Regions from separate parts of the Mus musculus genome. Here region 1 is linked to region 2. Evidence: chromatin contacts called from ENCODE Hi-C data. All regions are on one chromosome and are shown on one strand. Each heading gives the region's core, a stretch centred on a gene start or an enhancer-like site at or near the end of the contact. The rest is flanking DNA. Distances are from core to core; before and after follow the strand shown.

Region 1 (7,031 bases), core at 1,399-3,898, 44 kb after region 2:
TTCATTTTGTGTGGTCTGGGATCCTTCATCCAACAACCCCCCCCCACCCCCTCAGGTGATTCCAGATTCTGTCAAATTGACAGTTAAAACTAATCACCACACTGTGGAAGATGTCTTGAACATTTGGGCTGAGAACAGCCCTCAGGAGTGGCTTGCCAGCCCTCCTCTGTTTGGCTAACAGCAGGTTGGGTGGATGAGAGCCCCAGGGCTCTACTTGGATCCTATAGGCAGATGGATGGTGCACAGCTACCAATCAGCCTTACTAGCCATGAGCTCCGTGTGAGCACAGGCAGAGACTGAGGGTCAGACAGAGACGTGAGTTGCCAAGACCACTTGACCCTCTGTGCCCGAGGCTGGCATAAGGTGGTCTGCTCTTTTTCCCCAGAAGCTGACACATAGGGTTCTCATTTTGCCTCACCCTCTATGCAAATCACCAGCAGATGCATATGAAGTATGCCCCAGTCTTGGAGAAGTCAATATGATGATTTATGACGCGCCAGGAGGCAATACAACCTCCCTGTAGGGGCTGGTGCATACGTGAGTGCTAGCCACACATGTGTGTACGATGACCCAGTCTCTTAGCTCAGAGCCAACTTCTGAACCCCTGGACAACTCAGATATCTATGCATATCTGACAGCCCGTCACTGGAAACCACCCTTGAACAAACTTAGGTAACACAGGTCTTCTCAGAGAGGGTATGAGTGGGCAAGCACCTCTGGACCTGTCCCACGCTGCTGGCACTTGAGAGACTCAGTCTGCAGGTTCAGGAGGTGGAACTGTAGCTGAGATGTCCTACGTGACTCATCCCCCATCAGTTCTGACCTTTGGGCACAGCACAGGCTGGACCAGGCATGATTAGGTAAAGCAAGATGAGGACCAATGGGTCAATGGTACACAGAGAGAAACCGTACATAGCTAATATTCAACGAGGAACCTAAGGGGAGCCAGACTATCTCACAGAATCTTCACAACGAAGACTCATCCAAGACCACACAGCACAGACTGTGTGGGATCCACGTGCAAACACAGGGAGTCGACTCCAGAGCCTGAACTCAGAAAACATTGAAAGACCACCAAGATGACTCAGTGAACAAAGTCACCCAGCCTGATGACATCAGTTAAAACCCTAGAACCCAAATGGTAGGATGAGAGAACAAACCTCTCCAGTTCTCATCTGACCTCTATACATGTATTGTGATGTATACATACTCACCCCTACCAAATATTAGTAAATAAATAACATTATCACTATCATCATTATTTTTGTTTGTTTTGTTTTGTTTTGTTTTGTTTTGTTTTGTTTTGTTTTGTTTTGAGACAGGGTTTCTCTATGTAGCCCTAGCTTCCTGGAACTCACTTTGTAGACTATGCTGTCCTTGAACTCACAAAGATCCACCAATCTCCACCTCGTGTGTGCTGGGATTAAAGGCATGTGCCATCACACCTGGCATAAATTAATTTTCTTAAACTCACTAAGCATGGCTGTGCTAGGAAGGAATGAGCTCGGGGAAGCTCGAGCCCTGTGGGGAGCCATGCAGTGCAGTGGGGCCCAGCAGAGGAGCACAGGTATCCAGCTGTCTTCAGTCCCATGAGACAAGCTAATCTGGACACATTTTAAAAAATGGATGGCAACACAGCAAATCAGACTGGGCACAATCGTGGTCTATTCTAATGGCTGTCATTTCACAAATGCTGTCTTGTGGATGGCAGTCAATGGGACAGTATGATGGATGCCCTCATCTAGTCCCTGGTGTGGTCCACTGAGGCTCCACACTGACCACAGCCTGGCATCTTGCCTGTGGATATCTGCTGCAATTGTATGTGTGGACACATGTGGAGTCTCAGTAGGAGACCTCAAAAAACTCACTTTCCACAGCAGTGTCTGTCACCTTCTGTGGGGGGGGGGGGGGTGGGAAGAGAGAGAGAGGGAGAGAGGGAGAGAGAGAGGGAGAGAGAGAGAGGAGTCACTCTGCATGGCTCTTGCATATGGCTGAGAACAGTGGGGCAGCAATCAAGCCTTAGCCAGCCCTGCTCTCTCACTGTTGCCTCTAGCCCACTTGGTGACCCTCTGAGGGAAAGGGTGGCTCTCCCTCTGCCACTGTCAGGAGAGGATCAGGTTCTCTCCTTCCTTCCTGTGCTGATGCACACAGAAAATCATTGTCATTAATTTCAGCCCTTACTCTGGGCTAAGCTCCCTGCAGCCATCTCACAAGTACCACCTAATTTAATGTAACAAACTACACATTGTTCAAAAGAGAAACTTGAAGCTTCATGATAACTGGACGGAGGTGAGCCAGCTTGACAGTCATGAGATACAAAGCCCACTATGATTAACTCCTTTGATCCTGGGTTCTGATCCTCTCCTGACCAAGGGTATCACAGACACCTCAACTGAGGCTCACTGTCTGCTGCAGCCCTATGCCATCTCTGGGCCTGGTACCATCTCTGTAGCTGATGTTCTGAGACAAAGTTCAGGTTGGTGGCAGCTGTCAGACTGGTGGCTGTCTCACTGGGGTGGAAAGAGGAGACCTGGACCTTGTTCTCTCAGACTGGCACAGACCCAGGGCTGCCAACCGGGCCTCTGGGGCCTCAGTTCTGTTCAGGGACTCCCCTAGACTCCCAGGCTCATTCCTCCTGAAGTTTCTGGCTATCCTTCCCAGCCTCTTGGACAGGGTGGAGCCAACTCAAGAAGACTGCTTCCCTCTGCTGCCTGTGTGCTGTCAGCTTCCACGTTGTCTTAGGGCCACTAAAGTCCAAGAGGCCTCCTGGGAGTGTGTCACCTTCCAACGTGGAGTCACACTGGGGAGGAGGCGGGGAGAGAGGGCTGGAGGGGCTTTAAATGAGTGGCTGGCCTTGCCTGCAGTCAATCTGCACAGGGACACAGGTACACCGTTTCTTCTGACTCCGGGAAACATCCAGTGTAGCCGAAACTGTCCCAGCCCAGTGAGGAGCCCAGGATGTTCCTGAAGGCTGCGGTGCTGACCCTGGCCCTGGTGGCCATCACCGGTGAGTAGACACTGCACCTGGGAGGCAGCAAGAAAAGCCAGCTCTAGAACTGGCGGACAGCTCGGGGTGGCCTTGTATTTGCCCAGCAGCTCATAGGAGAACAGGCCTTTGTTCTCCCTGGCACTTGTGCTCCCTGGGTTATCCCAGGGATGGGGCAATGGTTTGGGTTATCCAAACTCCAACATTATCCAGCTCAGAGCTGAGGCAGAGGGGCCAGGAGAGAGATGATCCTCATAAAGTTGCCTTCTGCTCTCTCTCTGCCCAGGCACCCGGGCTGAGGTCACTTCGGACCAGGTGGCCAATGTGGTGTGGGATTACTTTACCCAGCTAAGCAACAATGCCAAGGAGGCTGTAGAACAGTTTCAGAAGACGGATGTCACTCAGCAGCTCAGGTAAGTGCGATCAGTCTACAAGGCGAGGCTTGAAGCCCATAGCTGACCTCAGAGGTGGGACACTGGCTCCTGGAGTTCTTCTGTTCTCACTAAAGGAGTCTTGCCTCCCTGGACCTAGATTGTCCCTGTAAACAGGAAAGCTGGACCCAGGGATCCATCCCTATAGTTCCTTCCTATCTGCATGTGCTAGAGTTTGGTAAATAGCCAAATCCCATCACAAACTCTTAGCAGGAAGAGGAAAGAGACGTGTCCTGTAAGGACATGAGGTTCTGGGCAAACAGGGGAAGGAGGGCTGGTATTTTGGGGGACCCACTGAGCACATGCAAGGACATCAGACCCTGTGCCACTGGAAGACATGTGTTGCACAATGTGACCCTGGGAGGGGAGTGATGCCAAAGTCCAGCCCCATTCTTTATCCACAGGTAAGGAAAGCAAACTTCTCAAGTCACATGGTGGGCAGATAAGGATGCAGAGGCTCAGCAGAAGCCTTGCAGATAAAACTCCAAAGTCAAACTAATCCTAGGAGATTTCCTGAAAGCATGACCTACCCCAGGGGAGGGTCAAAGGGACAAGACGGAGGTCTCTGTTCCCATGGACACACTCCTGACCTAAGCAGGTGTATAGAGCTGAGTGTTCTACAAGCGTATCTAATGGTGCTTCCTTGTCTCCATCCTTTCCCTGAAGTACCCTCTTCCAGGACAAACTTGGGGATGCTAGTACGTATGCTGATGGGGTGCACAACAAGCTGGTGCCCTTTGTCGTACAGCTGAGTGGGCATCTAGCCCAGGAAACTGAGAGGGTGAAGGAAGAGATCAAGAAGGAGCTGGAGGACCTACGTGACCGCATGATGCCCCATGCCAACAAAGTAACCCAGACGTTCGGGGAGAACATGCAGAAGTTGCAGGAGCACCTGAAGCCCTATGCCGTGGACCTGCAAGATCAGATCAACACACAGACCCAGGAAATGAAGCTCCAGCTGACCCCATACATCCAGCGCATGCAGACCACGATCAAGGAGAATGTGGACAACCTGCACACCTCGATGATGCCCCTTGCCACCAACTTAAAGGACAAGTTTAACAGGAATATGGAAGAGCTCAAGGGGCACCTAACCCCCCGTGCCAACGAGCTGAAGGCCACGATCGACCAGAACCTGGAGGATCTGCGCCGCAGCCTGGCCCCTCTGACGGTGGGCGTGCAGGAGAAACTCAACCATCAGATGGAGGGCCTGGCCTTCCAGATGAAGAAGAACGCGGAGGAGCTCCAGACCAAGGTCTCCGCAAAAATCGACCAGCTGCAGAAGAATCTGGCCCCGCTGGTGGAAGACGTGCAGAGCAAGGTGAAGGGCAACACGGAAGGGCTGCAGAAGTCTCTGGAAGACCTGAACAGGCAGCTGGAGCAGCAGGTGGAGGAGTTCCGACGCACTGTGGAGCCCATGGGAGAGATGTTCAACAAGGCTCTGGTGCAGCAGCTGGAACAGTTCAGACAGCAGCTGGGTCCCAATTCGGGGGAGGTGGAAAGCCACTTGAGCTTCCTGGAGAAGAGCCTGAGGGAGAAGGTCAACTCCTTTATGAGCACCCTGGAAAAAAAGGGGAGCCCAGACCAGCCTCAAGCCCTCCCCCTCCCGGAGCAGGCCCAGGAGCAGGCTCAGGAGCAGGCTCAGGAGCAGGTGCAGCCCAAACCTCTGGAGAGCTGAGCTGTCCCTGGTGCCCTCAGCCCATCACAGCAGCAGACACCTGTCCTGCCCCACCACCTGTCTGTCACTCTGTCCCCAGGCACTTCTTGTACCAGCTTGAGGACACATGTCCTGTGGGAGGTGAAGCCACATCTCGCTACTCAATAAAGCAACTGAGAAATTAGCCCCATCGGGTTGCCCTGTGATTCCTTGGGGGCTGGCCTGACGTAGGGAGGAAATCAAGGCATCTGGCTGGGGACATGGGGGTGAGGGGTGGGGCCGGTAATGAGCCTTCGGGTGGGTCAGGGGTTGGTGTGCTAGAGAGGAGAATGCAGAAAAGACGCCAGTCTATCAGAAAACAAAACACGCATCCCGTTCACAGCCTGCAGAAAACAAAACACACATCCCGTTCACAGCCTGCAAACAGTTATCAAACGCCCTTGAGGTTCCAGTCAAGATTCTGAGCACTAGTCAAAACAGCCTTTGTGGCATTGTGTGCCTGAAGACCGGGCTTGGTGTTGACAGGGACACCTGGAGGGCAGCAAGACCCAGTCCCTGACCTTGAAGAGTTTACTGCACGGCAAGTCCCTTCTTGAACATGCCTGTGCCTTTGAACTTATTTATACAAAAGTAAGCCACTCTGTCCCACTGTAAAGTACTCATGTTTGCCCCGGAGTTTTCTCCACCTATGGATAAATCTGTTGACTCCAGAGCTGTATAATAGATGCCACGGGATATGAACGAGCCTTGGCAGCCAAGGTGGAACAGGCTTTGCCCAGGAGCCTCCTGATGGGTGGCTTGCCTGTCTATGACAAAGCTGGTGGTCGCTGGGGCAAAGAAATGAACCCATCAGAGGACCCCAGTGGTTTTATGGGGACAGCCAGCCACAGGAGGCTGCAGTCTCTGGAATGAATTTTCCCTGCCCTTGGAGACTTAGAGCCTCCCTAAGGAGGGAATCTCAGAGTAGAGTAGTTCAGGGATTCCTTCCAAAAGATTTCACATACTGGCTGTAGCCTCTGCCTCAGGTCTGCAAGTCAAACCCCTCTGCCTCAGAATGGGTAAAGTTCCCCTGGGATGGACTGGAACATGCTGTGGGTGGTCCCAGCTGCTCTGGCCTTCTCCCTCCCTTCCAAGGCGTCCTCTGTGTGTCATAAGCCCAGACCTGGGTTTGCATCCTAGTTTCCTGATACTTCTACTGGGTGATTTGGAGCAGGTAACAAAACCTGTTTTGGAAAGGAAAAATGAGGAACCTTGGGCCAGAGTTATTCAGAAGGTCTGATGGTGCCAAGCACTTAATATAACCATCAAGGCAATGTAAATACTAAATGTGTGTGTGTGTGTGTGTGTGTGTGTGTGCGCGCGAGCACACGCGCTCACAGGATCACGCGCGCGCTGTGCTGCTCTAATGTAGCAGACACCTAGGAAATGTCCTCCTCTGCTCACATCTCCAGACCCCAGATCCAGGCCACCAAATGCTTTGAGTCTCCCCAGCCCCTGCTAACCTCAGCTACATGGGCCCAACTGTCACAGCTACTTACACTTACTACCCCGAGCAGGGAAGACCCAGGTGACCACATCCTACTAGGGAAGACCCAGGTGACCAGGGGACCACAGTCGTCAAGGATGCATGGCAGCAGGAGTCTGGCTGAATGGCTTTAAGAAATGCTTGCTTAGAGAACCAGAGGCACTACAAGGAGGCAGGACAAGGGCTGGTTGGTGTCCTGAGCTGTTCTGGAAGCTTCTGGTAGATCAGTTAGGTGAGCTCTGTCTCTCAAAGCCTCTGAGTCTCCCAGTCTCTTGTTCATAGTGCAAATCCCGAGTGGGACCCCTGAGTTCTTTCCTGCTGTCTTCAGGACTGTTAAACACATCTCCCAGGGGCCTGCCTTACTCCTGGTTTCTCTGAATGAGGGTATACTTGCTTACTTTCTCTTGAGCCAGGATGTCACTCCTAACCTTC
Region 2 (7,092 bases), core at 3,513-6,012:
GTCTTTTTGTCTTTCTTTCTGTGATGACAGACATGTATGTCATAGATGCTTCACTGCTGTGTCTACCCTTGCTACTGTAGACATAATTTTAGAATGGAGATGCCATGGTCTTTGAGATAGGAACTGTACTTGAATATACCTTTACTCACAAAGTAAAAACAAATCAATGTTTTTATTTAGCATCTGTTTTGGATTTTACATTAAAAATTAAGAGTAATTCTTTTAAATGACTCTGAGTGTATATTTCATGATAATGATGCTACTATAAGTGGTGTAGAAATTGCAGAGTTGAATTTGTTCTGGAAAAAAATAGATGACTAGAATGTATATCCGCCTGATGATGCATTATAGGACAGTCAATAGCATATCCTTATGGTAGCTGAATGTTTTAACATTTCAAAGTCTTGTTTGTTCATTTATAAATGTGCATCTTTATAGTACCTGATCTAGGATTGTTATGAAGACTAAGTGAAATAAAAAGCATCTTCACGATACAGTCTTACTTGGTTAAGATGAATATTCAATAAATATTCATACATTCAGTTCCCATTAGATATAATGATCATTTTTGGTATTGGATATTCCATATTGCAGTAAAAAGGACACATGCCTTGCATTGTCGCAGAGATTGTGTCAGCAAGCACAAATACGAACAAGAGAAGTCCTTAAATAATTCATGTAAAGAAAAGTCACGTGACACAGTGAAGCGTAACCGAGCCTGTTTTCATGTCAGAGGTCAGAGATGAGTTTCTGAGGAAGTGACAGTTAAACTCTTTTTTTTTTTTTTTTTTTTTTTTTTTTTTTTTTCCATTTTTTATTAGGTATTTAGCTCATTTACATTTCCAATGCTATACCAAAAGTCCCCCTTACCCACCCACCCCCAGACAGTTAAACTCTTACCCGCATGACAGGCAGCCCTCCATGAGAAGGCCTGTGGAGTTTCCATTTCAACTAGAGGACTAAGCATGGAGGCCAGACAGCTAAGAGAACTTCACTGTGGGAAATCAGACAGGAACTTTTTAGGCCCAGGACTTAACATTTTCATTTTGAGGGTCATGAGAAGAAACTGTAGAGTTATTAAAGTGGTGATGTTAGCCTTAGCCTTAGAAAAATGCCAGTGGAGACTAAGACAGACAGAGGCAGGAAGCCCGCTTGGGAACCTTTTCTGGCTGTCTCAGCCAGCAGCGACGGCTTGGGATGGACCCTTTGGCTCTGTAGGATTGTGGTTAACGGCACCAGGTCAGGGGTTAGGGGTAAATTCTTGGGGTAAACTGCTTACATTGCTGTGTTTGGATCCCTAGCACCCATGCAAAAGTAGACATGGTGGTACACACCCGAAATCCCAACACTGAGGGTCAGGATGCGAAGATCTCGGGTTCACCAGCCAGCTCATATAGTGGAGCTTCAGGCTTATGTGAGTCACTGTCTCAAAAAGTATATAGTGGAAACAATTAAGGAAGCCATCGTAGCGTTACCTCTGACCTCCATCCTTGTTCACATAGACAAATGACCCTGACACACATGCACACACCCATCCTTGTTCACATAGACAAATGGTCCTGACACACACGCACACACCCAGGTAGACATCCAGACTATTGGTTTGGATCTGACTGTGGCCTCTGGGCTGAACCTGGGCCATTTCTAAAGTGGGAAGGATGTTCACAAACTGCTCTTAGGTTTGTGGTGGGGCTGAGGTAGCAGTTGTAAAGCGCTGTGAATACGTGCGCAACGCGGCCTCATCACTGTCTGCCGCCTTCCCTATGACTGTTGCTCCAGCATGGTCATCAGAGCTCCCAGTTTACACATGAGAGCTTTTGTAAAGTGGGTGGCTTTGAAATCAGAATATAGGCTTCTGTTTTGGAACTCTCTCTCCAGGATAACCTGGAGTGTGAGTTGAAGGCAGAAGAGAAACAGAACTAAAACAGGGAGCCGAGACTCTACCTACTGCTCTTACATCTAGCCCTATCAGCTCTACCAGCCCCCCAGACCCCCCACTAGACTGAGGACAGCTGTTTGTCTGTTGCAGAGTGTGAGCACTTGATCCGCCACATGCTGGTGTTAGATCCAAATAAGCGCCTCTCAATGGAACAGATCTGCAGGCACAAGTGGATGAAGCTCGGAGATGCAGACCCCAACTTTGACAGGGTAAGCCGGACCCTTGCCTCAGGGAACTCCTGATTAACTCCTTCTCTTCTTCAGTGGTTGTGATCTGCCTAGGACCTAAAGAGATGAGCAGTAGGAACCAGCTGCTGGCTAAGACCAGTGGCAGGTGAATTCACAGGGAGCCGCGGGATCCAGCAAGGCTGTGGAGACAGTGATACTGGGCATTACCACAGAAATCATAGTTTGCTTTTGACTTCTGAGACAGCATACTCCCAGTTCTGCAGGTCACTGCCACCAGAGTGCCTTTCTTGTCTTGAGTGCGCTCCCTTCAACAGCTTCTGTCACATACTGCTGCACCCCATTATGATCACTCTCGTACCCCAGGAGCTCAGGAAGCAGCCCTGAGGGTTTTGTCAGCCCATAGCTGATTGCCAGAACTGTCTTGCTTAGACTTCGTATGACACCCACAGAATCTGCAGCAGTGGGGCATAGAACAGCTTTGTCAATGTGTATCCCATGCCGTGTTGATGTAGTTAACTGGGGTCTGACGGCTTGCCTCTATAACTGTATTATATTACAGTTAATAGCGGAGTGCCAGCAACTGAAGGAGGAAAGGCAGTCGGACCCCCTCAACGATGATGTCCTCTTGGCTATGGAAGACATGGGGCTGGACAAGGAGCGCACACTTCAGGTACCTAAGAAGGAGTGCAGAGCAGTGAGATAAGCGGCCCTTCCTCTTGCCTGCCTTTCCTGCAGTGTCCCCTTCCTGAGCTCGTGGGTGTTCCTGCTTTCCTCCCTTTCCCTCTTCCTTTGCCCTTCCTGGACCTGAGAGGGAAGGAAGGAGCTGCTTTGTGCTGTGCCGGTTGTGTCTGGTGTGTCAGTGAGGCGCCACCTCCGAGTCTCACTCTCCCTTTCTCTATTGGTAGTCATTAAGGTCAGATGCCTATGACCACTATAGTGCAATCTACAGCCTGCTGTGCGATCGACACAAGAAACATAAAACTCTGCGTCCCGGAGCACTTCCCAGCATGCCCCAAGCCATGACTTTCCAGGCACCAGTCAATCTCCAGGTGGGCAATGTCTCTGAGACCTAGGTGAGAAGAGGTTATACCAGGGCAAGGGCTAGCTACTGCTCATCAGCTTTTGGTCAGGAGAGATTCATATTCATCCATCTATCTGTATCTCCTCCCTTGTCAGAAGACCATCAAAGTCTGGGTCTTTCTTTGAGAGAAAGTCGCATGGCAGAAACAGTTGTCTTCTTCGTTTTGTTTAAAGAAGTAGCAAATCATTGTGAGATACCATTCTCCCTAAAGAATGCTTCCTTGCTGTGTTGCCTGAGAGCAGAAGAACCAGGCTTTGGCAATCAAGACTGCTTTGAATATAATCCTAGCCATTGGGAATCTGAGGCAGAGGAATGAGTTCAAGGCTAGCCTGGGTTACATAGCAAGAGCATGTCTTAGAGGAAGAGGTGAGGGAAGAAACTACTTTGAAAAGCTGTCATTATTTCTTCTAGTGTCTCAGGTCTCTGTGTGTCTGTATGTGCTGCTTTCTAGGCGGAGCAGACAGGCACTGCTATGAACCTTAGCGTCCCTCAAGTTCAGCTGATCAACCCAGAGAACCAAATTATAGAGGCAAGTAGCCACATCTGATCACTGTCAACTGAAACCACGTCTCTTCCCATAGCTACAATTCCTTTCCTTCCTTCTGAGTTACTTCTGATCAACTGTGTTTCCCTCCACCTTAGCCTGACGGGGCTGTGAACTTGGACAGTGATGAGGGTGAAGAGCCTTCTCCAGAAGCCTTGGTTCGCTATTTGTCAATGAGGAGGCACACGGTGGGAGTGGCTGACCCACGGTAAGTACCTGGTCAGCATCCTGCTCAGCCCTAAGTCAAAAGGTTCCGCCAGGGTGAGTGCCTCTTGTGGCACGTTTTCTGAGAGGCCACACTAGGCCATGGCCAATCTGACTAGTTATTCTCCCTATATGCAGTGCCTCTTAGCAGCCATGTGAGGAGAGTGTAATAACATCTTTGTTGATAGATGGAGTTCTTCTAGTCTAAGTCATCAGAAATATTCTGTAGTATTCAGTCACCTTTAGAAAAGTGTAGTAGTGCAAGCCTTTCATCCCAGCACTTAGGAGGCAGAGGCAGGAGGAGCTCTTGAGTTCAAGGCCAGCATGATCTGTATATTGAGTTCAAGGACATATAGAGAAACTCTGTCTCAAAAAATAAGTAAATAAATCTGCCAACTTTAGCAGCTTTTAGAGATGCTATCTACCTCGTGTTCTATATTGGAACTCTTCTAGAAAGAGGAGACAAGGTGGTGTGGCATCATTTATATATGTGGACAGTTAGAGGCACTTGCCTGACACAAGCAAGAATCAGGATTCAGTATCCTGCTTTGTCTCAAAATGAACAGGAATCCCAAAACATATTTCCCAAAGTGTTCCTTGAGGTCCTCGTGTTGGGGAAGTGGATTCAGGACCAGCTCACTCCATTTCTACTCTGCAGTCGAGACCTGTCAGCATGAGCGACAGCCCATCTTGTTGGTGAATGTTTTCCTCACTGAGCAGGAAAGAGAGGGTTATATATAGCTAGCCTTGTCCTGAGAGTTCAGCTCAGGGCGGAGCTGGCTTTCTTATGTCTGTCTTCTGAGTGGATCCCCAGAAGAAACGCCCATGCCTGCTCGTTTGCTTGTTTTCCGTGCTTGTTCTCGATGTGATGAAACAAGCAAGTGAGAGAACATTTGGGTTCCACACAGAATGTGTCACTGCCAACGAGGGGTGGAGTCCTGAGTCGTGATTAGTGGAAAAATCTCTTATTTAAAGTCTGCTGGGCATGACAGTCCCGAACATCCAGTTCTTATCTGTCCTGTCAGCATGGACGGTAGTAACCGAATTCTTTCCCTGGTGAATCAGTTGCTACTTCAGGCAGTCATTGTCTTAGCGGATGCCCTGTGCTCTCTAGAAACTTGCTGTTCCCCTCCAAGCTTTGAGAGCCTGGGCTAGAGTTGTGCCAGCCTGTGTGTCTCCTATTGGCTTTCGAAAGGGATCAATGAAGTAGACTCCCCAATAACTCAGAGTGAAATTCCACATAGGAGACAGACTCCACTTTGCTTTAGTGTCTTAGACAGAAATAGAAATTTAGGAGGAGTAACGTCCGGAAGGTGGTGCTTCTGCCGGCATAGAGACCTCAGTTCAGATCCTCAGTGTTCATAGAGAGCCAGCTGTGGCAGCCTCTGTTGTAACTACAGCTCTGTAGAGTGGAGACAGGCAGATGCACCAAGCTCACAGACAGCCTGACAACAAGCGAGACCGTGAGAGACCCGGGAGAGCATGGGAGAGGAAGGCTTCCTACCTCTGGCCTCCATACTCATGCATAGACATATGTTGGGGCACTCACATGCATTTACTATCGTACACACATAGACTACATCTGCACACACATGTATACACATATGAAAAAAATAGAAAAAGTCAGACAGTGGCACACACCTTTAATTCCAGTACTCAATAGACAGAGGCAGGTGGGTCTCTGAGTTGGAAGCCAGTCTGGTCTATAGAGCAAGTAACATGACAGCCAAGGAAGGATACAAAGGGAAACCCTAACCCAAAAGACCCTCCTACCCACCTCCAAAAAAGATTTGTGTGTCTGTATGTGTGTGTGTGTGTGTAAAATTTTTTTACTGTACTAGTTGTAGCGGTAGTATTGACTACTGTACTAGTTGTGGTGGTAGTATTGACTACTGTTCTAGTTGTGGTGGTAGTATTGACTACTGTTCTAGTTGTGGTGGTAGTATTGACTACTGTACTAGTTGTGGTAGTATTGACTACTGTACTAGTTGTGGTAGCATTGACTCAGACTTAAGCATTCTGAGTAACCACACTTCTCTCTTCCTGTTTCCCGTTAGCACGGAAGTTATGGAAGATCTGCAGAAGCTGCTGCCTGGCTTTCCTGGAGTAAACCCACAGGGTCCATTCCTACAAGTGGCCCCTAACATGAACTTCACGCACAACCTGTTGCCCATGCAGAGTCTGCAGCCAACTGGGCAGCTTGAGTACAAGGTAGGAGGCCATGGAAAGGACCTGCCCACAAGAAACAAACTTGATCTTCCCTTGGTAGGCTCTGACAGTTCTGTTCCAGTACTGGAGAGTTTCCTGAGGGAGGGGAGTTCCCTTCTGTAAACTGCTGTGGTGATGGGCGATATCTCCAGCCCCCCTCACCCCAGCAGATCCTCTCACTGTAGTAGATGAGGGTGGGCTGTTTACTCCGTGTTTTCCCATCTCACCACTGTATCTGCCTACTCTCCTGGCAGGAACAGTCTCTGTTACAGCCGCCTACACTACAGCTACTGAACGGAATGGGGCCCCTTGGCCGGAGAGCCTCAGATGGAGGCGCCAACATCCAACTGCATGCCCAGCAGCTGCTCAAGCGCCCACGGGGACCGTCCCCACTTGTCACCATGACACCAGTGAGTAGCAGCCCAGCCTGGCTTTCTCAAAGGTTTTTGATAAGAAGTCTGTAATAAAGGGGCTGGACTTGGCTGAAATACCCACAGTCCTCTCTAATACAGCATCCTGTGTTTTCTCTGACCTGCCTCCTCTTCCACAGAGACACCTCGGAGGACTTTCCCCAGCAGATGCAGTTCACACGGGCAGTGCTCTCTAGAATGAACTGCTTTTTAATTTTCATCTTATAAAGACAAGCTGGCAGGGGGTGCACACGTGCTTCAGTGCATTCGTGGGGCTTAAAGGACAGCTTTAGGGGGTCAGTTCTCCCCTTCCCCCTTCATGTGGGTAGTTCCTCAGGCTTGCAAAGCAAGCTCTTACCGCTGAGCACCTCACCAGCTCTCCTGTCGTCAGCACCACCTGACATTTCTGGCTCAGCCTCGGGTGATCGTGTGATTACATTGTGGCTCTAACTTCAGTCGGTGTCTCAGTCACACCATTTTGTATAATGGTGATATGCAAAGGTTTAATCTCACAGATT

What was found. A loop is a pair of places that touch in the nucleus more often than their neighbours do.
Region 1: a loop to region 2 is called in a map of adrenal gland, with 1.9 times the contacts of the local background. The contact joins the promoter of Apoa4 here to the enhancer-like site in region 2. A Hi-C loop is called at or near these places in 9 of 37 maps with a recorded cell type or tissue (adrenal gland, gastrocnemius, heart and 1 more).

Annotation. Positions count from the first base shown.
Region 1 is chr9:46,238,196-46,245,226 of GRCm38, forward strand. Apoa4 (apolipoprotein A-IV) reads left to right here and starts at 2,649. Exons shown (of 3, transcript NM_007468.2): 1 at 2,649-3,007; 2 at 3,273-3,399; 3 at 4,084-5,263. The coding sequence starts at 2,959. The coding sequence ends at 5,095.
Region 2 is chr9:46,192,134-46,199,225 of GRCm38, forward strand. Sik3 (SIK family kinase 3) reads left to right here. Exons shown (of 25, transcript NM_027498.3): 7 at 2,030-2,148; 8 at 2,687-2,797; 9 at 3,033-3,176; 10 at 3,660-3,737; 11 at 3,851-3,960; 12 at 6,014-6,167; 13 at 6,419-6,574. Among named protein-coding and RNA genes, the nearest start is that of Apoa1, 33 kb to the right of the region's middle. Within about 2 kb of position 4,763, at least 1 of the 3 ENCODE cell types and tissues checked has a DNase peak (open chromatin) inside an H3K27ac peak, as active enhancers do; it is heart, where a contact is called at or near this core.